Regions from separate parts of the Mus musculus genome. Here region 1 is linked to region 2. Evidence: chromatin loops called from intact Hi-C (ENCODE). Cell type or tissue: heart. All regions are shown on one strand. Each heading gives the region's core, and the rest is flanking DNA. Links, peaks and the distances in the headings are about the cores only.

Region 1 (5,375 bases), core at 240-5,239, 56 kb before region 2:
ACTTAGGAGCCAGATGCTGGGTTGAAGGTCTCCTAGCTCTGAGAGCTGGTGCGAGCACCCAGCTATCCTTTCTACTCCACCAATGTCCCCGAAGGAAAAAGCGATTTCTTCTTCTCCATGCTGTCTTAAATACCCTTTTACTCAATGCCCCTCCTTTCTGCTTTCTTAGGTTAACTCCCTGTCATCTTATTGGTTGTTCTGCCTCTTGATCTAGGGTTGACTTTACTTTTAGCTTTTGGATTAGAGGTGTGTGCTAGGGCTGAGCCACACCACAAGGTTTTTCCAGGTCACAATCTTGAGGCTCATAATGTGATCAAATATCCTGGAACATCTGCTTAGACTCTCAACCCCACACCAGGTTGCCTATTCTGGTGACCCTGAATATGGTCCACTTCATCACTTGGAACATCTATCTATTTGATTCTGGTCTCTTGTACTATACCATACTTTGCATGAAAATTGGACAAATGAAATATCTGAATGAAGATGGCAAACTAACCCACCAAGAGGGACATTTGGATTATGTGTGTGTTTATGTGTGTGTGGTCTCTGCACATGAGTGTGGGTGCTTACAGATTCCAAAAGATGACACTGGATCTCCAGGAGATGAAGTGACAGGCAGTTGAGAGCCTTTCAGTATGAGTGCTAGGAACCAAACTGGGGTCCTATATAAGAGCAGTGCTCACTCTCAAATGCTGATCCAGTCTGCAGCCCCACTTTTCTTTCTTCCTCCTTCTAACTTTCTATGTTGCTTGCTTGCTTGCTTGCTTGCTTGCTTGCTTGCTTGCTTGCTTGCTTTGCAAGACAGGTCTCATCCTGTAGCTCAGGCTGATCTTGAACTCCTGGCTCTCTTGCCTCACTCTTTCCAGCTCTGGGATGCTGGGATTGCAGGTTCTTCCATATCCAGCTAAATAGGTTGTTCTTTCATTGCGTATAAGGAAGAACTTGCAGAGAATACAGTTTTCTCCAATGCAGCCTCACTGGGTATATCCACCATACCCGAGGACAGGCCACATGCCCAGAAATAATTGGCCAACACAAAATAAACTCAGTGGCATTTGTGTGGACCTTTTGCTTCATTTTGTGTTGTTTTGGTATTTTAGTTTCTGTCCTATAGGTCATAAAGCCTTATTCACTTGTATGCATCTGCATGTACACCACTTCCCACACACATCTAAACAGGCACACTACACTCACATAAAAACTAGAAGAAAAGAAGATGAAGAAGGGAATGAACAGCACTCTCTCAGTAAGTGGCATTGTCACAGGCCACCCAGAACCTCATGGGATTTAAAGAGATTTCAGCATAGATTGGGACGAAAGGCAGTAACCCAGGCCCATTGATTACTATAGGCATACTTAATAGTCATTAGATTGAGAATAAAACAAACCAGAAAGCTTTGCATAAGCAGTCATCTGGGTGTGGAGAGGGACTCCTTGCCTATGGTCTCTACTTTAGTAATCAGACCGTGAAGTATCTTAAAAATAGATGTAATCTTTAATTTTTAAAAGTTCAGTAGAAAATATATAAAGTTTTAGTTTTACCAAAAAAGAAAGCATTTAAGAAAAGAAAGCTTTAATTAAAAGCATCTCTAGATAATAGGCATTTCTGCTATAGGTGTGTGTCTACAGGAACACCCTTCATTTAAATGCTTCCTGGAGTTCCGACATGAGGACTGTATTTCCCAGGGTCCACTGCGCCGGAAGTAAGGGATCCAATTCCAGTGTCGTGCGTGAGCAGCCTGATTCCATTAAAGGTTGTCTCCATTTTGATTCTGACAGCTTTCACAGTTGATTTGCTGTGCAATTTGACTAGGCACTGTTGCTGTTCTGGGTTTGTTCCATCAGTTATTGAGATTGAAAACATTTGTTTGTGACAGTGGATTTGGCTGATATTCCTCATTGTTTGAGCAGGCTTTTCCCTCCATGTTTGAAATATGCTATTAGGAGTATGCTTGGAATATGTATTAATTCTTAGACAGGGTTTCACTGTGTAGTCCTAGCTGGCATCATTCTCACAGACATCCACCTGGCTGTGCCTCCCCACTGCTGGGATTAAAAGCATTTGGTACCACACCCAGCCAAATTTATTTTCAATAGATTAATTACCTACCCTCTGGTAATTAACATTACCCTTTGGTAGTGTTGTGTGTCCCCAGTGTGCCTCAATTATCAAATCAACTTGACTCTTCTTTTAACTATTATTACTATTATTAGGATGGTCACTTTTTTTTTTCTTTTTCTTCTTCTTTTTTTTTTTTTTTTTTTTGGGTTTTTTGTTTTGTTTTGTTTTGTTTTTTTGAGACAGGGTTTCTCTGTATTGCCCTGGCTCTCCTGGAACTCACTTTTTAGACCAGGCTGGCCTCGAACTCAGAAATCCACCTGCCTCTGCCTCTGGAGTGCTGGGATTAAAGGCGTGCGCCACCACGCCCGGCTGGATGATCACTTTAATTTGCTAGTGTATTTAACTTTAACATATTTTACTAGTTAATACATGGTTGGGTCTGACTTGTTGTCAAATCTCATCTGACAACCTATACTTTAACGTTTGGACCATTTTTAATAAATACATTTAATATGATTAATGGTCTTAGTAGGAACGTCTATTATCTTGAAATTTGTTTTCTATCATGCTCTGGAATGAAAAAGTTGTGCGTAAATATAAGAAGAAACACAAGTGATTTTGGAAGTTTAACAGTGTCATGTTAAAACAAAAATAGGTGTTTCCTACAAAAATGAAGCCTACTTGTGTATTTAGAATCCCTTTATGCGCTACTCATTCATTCTTCAAGATGGGGTAAATGACTGTCTCTCGGACACAGTTCTGTTGATACACAGCCACGGTTTTTTGTTTGTTTGTTTGTTTTAAATCTAAATTAACAGGGATACTGAAGCCAGGGAGGGTCCAGAACATCTGTCTCCTTGAAATCGCTGATGTAGACTTCCCACGTGTTAAACCAACCAATTCTTTAGTTCGGTTTTCAAATTTACCATAGTCCCTAACGGAGCACAATGAGGGTGAATCCCACTCAGTGGGGCTCAGGCAAAGCGGAATCAAGTCATTTACATCCCGACCTGACCTTACTTCCTAATCTGCATTTAAAACTTGGGCTCCTCTGTCCTCCACAGAAGAGAAAATCAGTTACGCTCAGAACCTGGAAGTATCTTTTGAACACAAATCAGGGAGCTTCAAAGCCTGCGCCCTTTTGCAAAGTCCCTGAAACCACCCTGCGCAGCTCCCAGGTGGACTGCTCCAAGTAGCAGGACCGGAGCTCCTTGAACTTCAGAGTACCGTGCTTCCTGGAGTTCCGTCGCCAGGACTGTATTTCCCAGGGTCCACCGCGCCGGAAGTAAGGGATCCAATTCCGGTGTCGTGCGTGGGCACCGCGGAAATTGACATTTATGGTCGTTGAAGAAACCAGTTTGGTCTAAGTCTTCACAGAGTAAGGCCGGACTCATCGGGCTGGGTGTGGGTGTGGAGGGTGGTGTGGGGGTGCTGATATATGAGTGAGTGTGTGTGTATGTCTGTGTGTCTGTGTATATATACCTGCATTATTTGTGTCTCTGTGCTTGTCGCTTTCTGCCCCGTCGTTTTTTTGTTTTTGTTTTTGTTTTTTCCTTGGCCACTGGGACTACACAGAGGACCAAACTTCAGTAAGGAGAGGTCAGGTGCGGAGTCTGCCAGAGGTTCAGAGGAGCTTGAGACGAGCATTTGAGGCTGGAAGTGCCTCCGAGGGTCGCCTGGGAGGGCAGCTACTTGCTGAGTTCCACGATTTTCTCAGAGCTGTAGCCATTGTGAGTGTTGAGGGAAGTGAAGGAAAGTGCTCACTGAGGATGCTCTCGGATATAGTCTGAGATCTCGTGCTTACTCAGGCTCCCCGAGTAGACAGTTATTCCAAAGGAGGGCTCGAGACCCATGAGAACATTATTGCTTCCTAAGATTCAACAGCGAGTTTGCTCTTTTTTTTTTTTTTTTTTTTTTTTTTTGGTTTTTTGAGACAGGGTTTCTCTGTGTAGCTCTGGCTGTCCTGGAACTCACTTTGTAGACCAGGCTGGCCTCGAACTCAGAAATCCGCCTGCCTCTGCCTCCCAAGTGCTGGGATTAAAGGCGTGCGCCACCACGCCCGGCTGCGAGTTTGCTCTTAATGTTTGAGAAATGAGGTTGAAGTTTTAGAATATGTAATTGTCACTACATGAAGAAGGAATGTGCAGATTCATACCTCCACCATTGCGTCCCCTCATTGTTTCTTCCCTTTCCACTTAGTATTCATAGTATCGTTTCAGTGACCCTTGACTTGTTTACAGTCACGACCTCTTAAGATGTTATAGACAGGAACCTTCAGAGGTTAGTGTTAGGGTTTTTGTTGTTGTTGTTGTTTGTGTGTATGTGTGTTTGTTTTGTTTTGGTATTAGTACAGTATGATATTTTGGATTCTATGTGTGCTCTGGAATGACTAAATTCATAACAGTTTTGTAGTGAATACACTTACTGCCTACTCTCTTAGTCTTTACAAACTATTAGTCATGTCACCGTGTTTCACAACGTACCTCTTGAGTGTCTGCTGTGTGGCTGACATTTTATTGTCCTTGACCACCTTCTTCCCAGCTCTCTTCATTATGGATCTGCATCTCCCACTCTCCACCCCGATGCTGCACATCCAGCCTCCGCCACTCAAACCCCAGTAACCGGCATCTTACTGTTCCTAGGAGAAAACAGCTTCAAGACTCTACATGAGTGAGGTTGTGTAATTCAGAGCTTATATTTGCCAACAAACTTTAAGCACTGTAGCTGGGCAGATTCTCATCTATATGGCTGCCTACCACCCAGCCATGTGCCCTGCTACTTGTCACCTTGGTCCTGTCTCTGCTCCACCAGTGTTCTCATGGTGACTCCCCTGGTGACTTGCTCATAGATCCCGTCCTTGCCCTATCTGTCTCTCTGTACCTCTGCTTGGAACATCCTGACTGCTTCCTCTCTCCTGCCCATCTGTTGGGCAGATTAGCTCTTTATTAACCAATTAGAGTTGAAGGAAAACAGTTTTACACAACATTAAGGTCGGGCCAATTAATGATGGCAGTGCTAATGTCCAGACTGTAACCAATCTCTGGGCACAGAAATCACCATCAGAGTACACAGTGTACAGAACCATTCCCCAACATAGATGAGGGAAGGTTCTCAGGAGAGTGGTCCATGGTGCACAGTCCCATTCACTAACAGTGGGCACAGAATGCTGGACGCTGCCTGAGCACTGCAGCCCCTCCAGCCTTGCTGTGCTTCAGCCCTGAGTTTACACAGGAGGGGCCACCTGGATGCTGTGAGCCCCTGTGAGCCTTGATAGGTGGGGTTCCAGTGTGAAGATCTGAGATCTGCTCAC
Region 2 (5,375 bases), core at 247-5,246:
GGATGGGTGTGAAGTGAGGATCAGGAAGGGGGAAGGGAATGCAGGGATTTCTCAACACATGGCCGCTGTCACCTTCAGAAGCAGGACAGAAGACTATTTGAAAAGAGAGAGATGCATCTTTGTGTGAGGAGGATGAAGTTATGTATCGCAGGAGACAAAGGCGGAAAGAGCTGAGAACTGAGGATGGACAGAACCCCAGCAGGGATTCCAGCAGGAATTTGTAGCTAATGAAACATTGATGGTGCACATTCATCTCCCTAGTTATGTATCCAGCTACCCCAAATTCCACACAGCAGCTATACAGAAAAGGGGAGCCCAATTACCTAATTTGTTCCCCATGAAGGATAAGGGGTAGCACTAAGAAAAGAACTGTGACACAGGAGAGATGGAGCAGACCAACCAGAATCACACTGTGGAGAGAAAGGAGGACAGAACACATTGGCATGGCAGAAGGCTAAGCATCTTTATAAGTGATCCAAAAGCCAGTGAAACAAAACCCAAGCTTTGCAGAAGCAGTTACCTGGGTTGGGCTGGGGACTCCTTGCCTACAGTGTCTGCATTAGTAATCAGCCTGTTGGATATCTTAAAATAGATGGAGTCTTTATTTTTTTTATAAGTGCTGGTATTTATATTTTTCAAAAAATAGCATGAAAAAAAGGAAGCTTTAAACAGAAACATCTTCAGGTGATGAGCATTTCTGCCACAGGTGTGTGGACAGGAACACACAGTCACCCTGATTCCATTTAAGTTTAACTGTCTCCATTTTTATTCACTTGCATTCATAGGTGATGATGCTGTCCAAATCAACTCTGCTCTGTTGCTTTTCTGGATTTCTTCTGTCAGTTATTGAGGCTGAAAACTTATGTATGCGATACTGGATTTGGTTGTTATTTCTTATTGTTCTAGTATGTTTTCCCCGTCTTCGTGTTATAAAGGTGTGGTATTAGGAGTATACTCAGAGTTTATTTTAGTTTGCTTGTTTTGGTTTTGGTTTTTGGTTTTTCGAGACAGTTTTCCTGTGTAGTACTGGTTGTCCTGTAACTCACTCTGTAGACCAGGCTGGCCTTGAACTCACAGACATTCTCCTGGCTCTGCCTCCCTAGGCCTTGGATTAAAGGCATGTGCCACCATAATCTGAGTGTATTTTAGTTCTTAGGGTTTCACTGGGTAGCCCTCGGTGGCCTCTTCTCACAGACATGCAGCTGGCTGTGCCTCCCCATTGCTGGGATAGAAGGCATTGCTACCACGCCCAGCCATGTTTACTGTCACTTGATGACTGACTTGCCCTCTTTATTATCACTGGCAATGTCCTTTGGCCCAAAATCTGCCTCGACTTTAAAATCAAATTTAGTCTCCTTTTGACTATGTGAGGATGGTCACTTTGAATCTGCTGGAGTATTTATCTTTAACATTTTTTCTGTAGTAAACACATGGCTGGGTCTGACTTGTTTTTCAATCTAATGTGACAAACCTATACTTCGGCGTTTAGATAATTTACATTTTACTGCGGTTACTTTTATTACTAGCGTGGTCTAGTCTCGTCAACATTTGTTTACTCACATTCTGGAAAATTCGTGTAAATACAGGAGACAACAAAAGTAGTTTTGAAAGTTCAATAGTGTCACGTTACAATAAATAGGGTTTTCTAAAAACACGTGTATGTTTTTGTTTAGGCTACCTGGACATGCTAGTCCTTCATCCACTCAGTCCAACATGATGTAAGTGACTGCCTAATGGGCACAGCTCTGTTGATGCATACCGATCTGGCTCTCACTCACATTCTCCCGTCTAGATAACAGATGCTATGGTCTGACTCCCCTGCTCCCCAGCATAGCTGCAGCCATTCTGTTCTATGCCTGCCAGCTATTTCACAGTGTTGCTGTAACATGCCTGCCAGTCACTGACATAGAGAAGTGACTGAGCTCAGGGACACGCTGGCCACATACCCTGTTTTGTTCTGTGTGCTCTCAATGATCTGTATGAGGTTTGCTTATCTTATTTCACAAAGCTGTATGTAGGACCCATTGAATCAAAGGTAAATAGCAACTGTTATGTCTAAAATATCTTGAGTAAAGCTGACCACTGGGCAGCTCTTCCTGTACCTGCATATGAGCTCAGTGTTTTTTTTTTTTTTTTTTTTTTTTTTTTTTTTTTTTTTTTTTTTGGGGCTGACATTGAAGAATGCTGCTAATAAGCCAAAAAGTTTTAATACTCATGTTCTGTTATCTCACTGTTCTGAAATTCCCCAGTTCACCACCCATCCACCCCCCACCTTACTCAGGTCCTATCAGCTTAAAGGTTGCTAAAAATATACTTTGCCTAGGAAGCCAACAGCTCCCCTCCCTGCCCTTTAAACGTTTGAACCTGGTTTCTCATATAAAAAGCCTACCCTGAGAGCAGACCAGTACTACAATTAGGCTCCCGAGTCCTTTTTGCAGTCCTGAACTCCAGTATTATGGTACGTGTTTAATACACTAGTCTTGCTTAACTGAGATTGGTGTATGTATATAAGGTTTGAGTGGCGACTTCCTGAACTCCAACACAGCGACAATGAACCCTGGGAGTGTCTAGAACTTCTGTTTCTCTCTGAAATCGCTAAACTACCCACGTTCAAACCCAACAATTCTTTAGTTCAGTCTTTTCCAATTTACCATAGTCCCCACCAGAGCACAGCGAGGTGGAATCCCACTCAGTCTCAAGCAAAGATACAGCCAATTACAGCCTGATTTGATCTTACTTCTTTTGAACTTTAAAACTTCAGTTTGTCTGTCAGCTCCACAGGAGAGAAAATCAGTTACTAGTAGAACCCGGAACTATTTTGATCACAGGAGGGAGCCTCCCCTTTAAAGTCGGGGAGTACCCCCCTCCCCCTGGGAACTCTCACAAGCCACAGGACGCAGCTCTCAAATGGGCTGGGCCAAGTTGCATGCTGGGATCTCTCTGGAGCCCTGGGCTTCTCGGATCTCCGGTAGCGAGGGCTGTAGTTTTCAGGGCCACCATGGCAAGAAGTAGTGGATAGGCTCTGGGTGTCCTGGTGCCGCTAATGCGGAAAGTCCGATCTTTCTGGTCGGAGGAAGAAATCTCTAGTTGGCTTCGGTCTCCACGTAAGGCGGGAACCAGCCGGCTGGGTGTGGATGTGGACCGCGGTGTGGGGTGGTTGTGTATTTATGTGTGGGGGGACGGTGCTGCTGCAGGTGGTGGTGGTGGTGGTGGTGGTGGTGGTGTGTGTGTGTGTCTGTCTGTCCGAGTGTGCACACTTTGAGCTCTCTGCATTATCTCTGTCACCCAGTGTCACCCGGCTTGTTGCTCTCTGCTCCTACTTTCTCCCCTGGCCACAGGGGCTGAAGCAGAGGACCAAGCTTCTGAGAGAAGAGTCCGCACTGAAGGGAAGCTTTCCCTGAGGCCCAGAGTTGAGCATGGGAGGAGCATTTCAGGCCGGAAGAGTCTCCAGGGTTGCTTAAGAGAGCAGGCAGCTACTTGTTGAGCCCCAGGACTTTCCCAGAGCCCTATCCTAGCCACGTGAGTGTTGACAGAGTAGCAGAAAGTGCTCCCTGAGGATGCTCTCAGATATAGTCTGGGATCTCGCGCTTATTCAGGCTCCGTGCCTCAGCCATTACAAAGGAGGGCTGAAGTAGAATAAGGACTTTATTGCTGCACATCAAAGATTAAAGAATGAGCTTGTGCTTTGTTTGAAAATGAGGTTTTAGTTTTAGAATATGGAATTGTCAGTAACTGAAGGAGGGACAGGCAAATTGATACCTCCACCATTGTGTCCCTTACATTGTCCCTTCCCTTTCCACTTAGTATTCGCATTATCCTTCCAATGACATCCCTTGACATCGTCTCTCTACAATCACTTCTTTTTCTGAACAAATTATAGATAGGAGTCTCCAGAGGTTAGCGTTAGGGCTTTTACATCCCGATCTGTTAAATTGGCGCCTATTTCAATGGCATCACTCATCCTATCTTTACAGGCCTGCCTCTCAAAGCAGCAGAAAACTGCAGGTGGTTGACTATGTCTGTTCACCATTTCAGCTGGGAAAGTGATAGCACTGAATTTGGCATCTTTGAGAGCTAGTGATTTTCTGAGTGTGTGTGTGTGTGTGTGTGTGTGTGTGTGTGTGTGTAATGGGTAACACTGGCCAGATCCAGATGAGCAATGCCGTCCGTGGCTGATAGTGGGTGTGGATCTGTGGTATCAGGTTGAAGTCTTGGTTCTGTCCCCTCAGGCTCTCCAGGCCTGTCAGGAACCTTAGGATGCCTGTGGTGAAGCCTGTTAGTGCAATGCCGCCATATCCTAAGGGCCTGGTGTGCTTTAGTTGTTGCTCTGTGAGGCCATCTTGGGTTCATTCCCCTCAGTGTTCTGCAGGACAAGGGAGTGTGAGAAACAATGCGATTGCTGGGCAGTGGTGGTGCACACCTTTGATCCTAGCACTTGGGAGGTAGAGGCAGGTGAATTTCTGAGTTCCAGGCCAGCCTGGTTTACAGAATGAGTTCCAGGACAGCCAGGGCTACACAGAGAAACCCTGTCTCTACAAAAAAAAAAAAAAAAAAGCGGCCCAGGTGCAGGGCGAGCTGGAGCTCAGGGTGGAAGATGGGTCCCTTCTGCTGGCCTCTTCTGGAGGAGTTCAAGGCAGACATGTTTGTGCCCTGCACTCCCACACTGCCCCCTTGGCCGTGGGTTGTCTGGGTTAGGGGGGGATTGGCTTTGTGTAGACTCCTGTGTGCTTCCAATTTGTGTGTGGGAGGCTGTGAGCGGTGGGAGGGGAGAGAGTGAGTGGGGAGGCTTGAGAAATAAATGTAGTCGATGACATCACAGTGACAGAAGTCAGCCTGGGAACATCAAGTCACAATGCAGTGAATGGCTTTCTTTTTGTCCCCCAGGAGAGGAAGCCTGAAGAAGAATGGCCAGCTCCAGTTCTCAACACATGGTCTGTGTAAGTTGACAGTTTTCTCTTTGACATAGGGTGACTTCAGGTTATGTGACTCCTGCCCTCTTTCCCTCTTGAAGCTTCCCAAGGATCCGGATTCCCCCAGCCCAGTCTGCCCCTTTCCAGTGAGGGCTGGCAGGTCTGAGCACTTCCTGTCTGTGCCTCTTCCCAGCGTGCACTGCGGTTGACTTTGAATGCGTTCCTCCACGTGTGCTCTCTGCTTGGTCTGTGCTCAGGGAGGACTGTCCCTGCAGTGGAGGTGTCAGTCCCACAGGGAAACAGGGGCCTTGAGGGCTTCAGAGCTTTGAGGGGATGGTCTCATTGAGTGCCCTGGGAAACCTGATTGACATCTGTGGTGTTGTTAGGCTAATGACCCTGGGAGTTATGGAAGACTGAGGAGACATGCTGACCACCTGAAAGGTTTTTTGTTAGTTTGTTTTGTTT

Evidence for each region. Hi-C counts contacts between places; a loop is a spot of excess contacts. Peaks named below come from ENCODE experiments on the same cell type or tissue, not always from the same donor. Only the 100,000 strongest peaks of a DNase experiment are listed, where the experiment ranks them.
Region 1: it touches region 2 in a loop (5-fold over the local background); 2 of 42 quality-filtered maps call a loop at or near these places.

The regions. Positions count from the first base shown.
Region 1 is chr7:27,801,469-27,806,843 of GRCm38, forward strand. It overlaps a transcript of Zfp626 not described here. Among named protein-coding and RNA genes, the nearest start is that of Zfp626, 3.0 kb to the right of the region's middle. In heart, for the core only: no CTCF peak of the experiment used is centred there; a DNase peak (open chromatin) is centred at 3,343; H3K4me3 peaks cover 1,422 bases; H3K27ac peaks cover 1,137 bases.
Region 2 is chr7:27,857,653-27,863,027 of GRCm38, forward strand. It overlaps Zfp607a (zinc finger protein 607A), which reads left to right and starts at 2,933. Exons shown (of 5, transcript NM_001024726.2): 1 at 2,933-3,104; 2 at 4,885-4,937. The coding sequence starts at 4,905. In heart, for the core only: no CTCF peak of the experiment used is centred there; DNase peaks (open chromatin) are centred at 2,919 and 3,469; H3K4me3 peaks cover 2,538 bases; H3K27ac peaks cover 2,423 bases.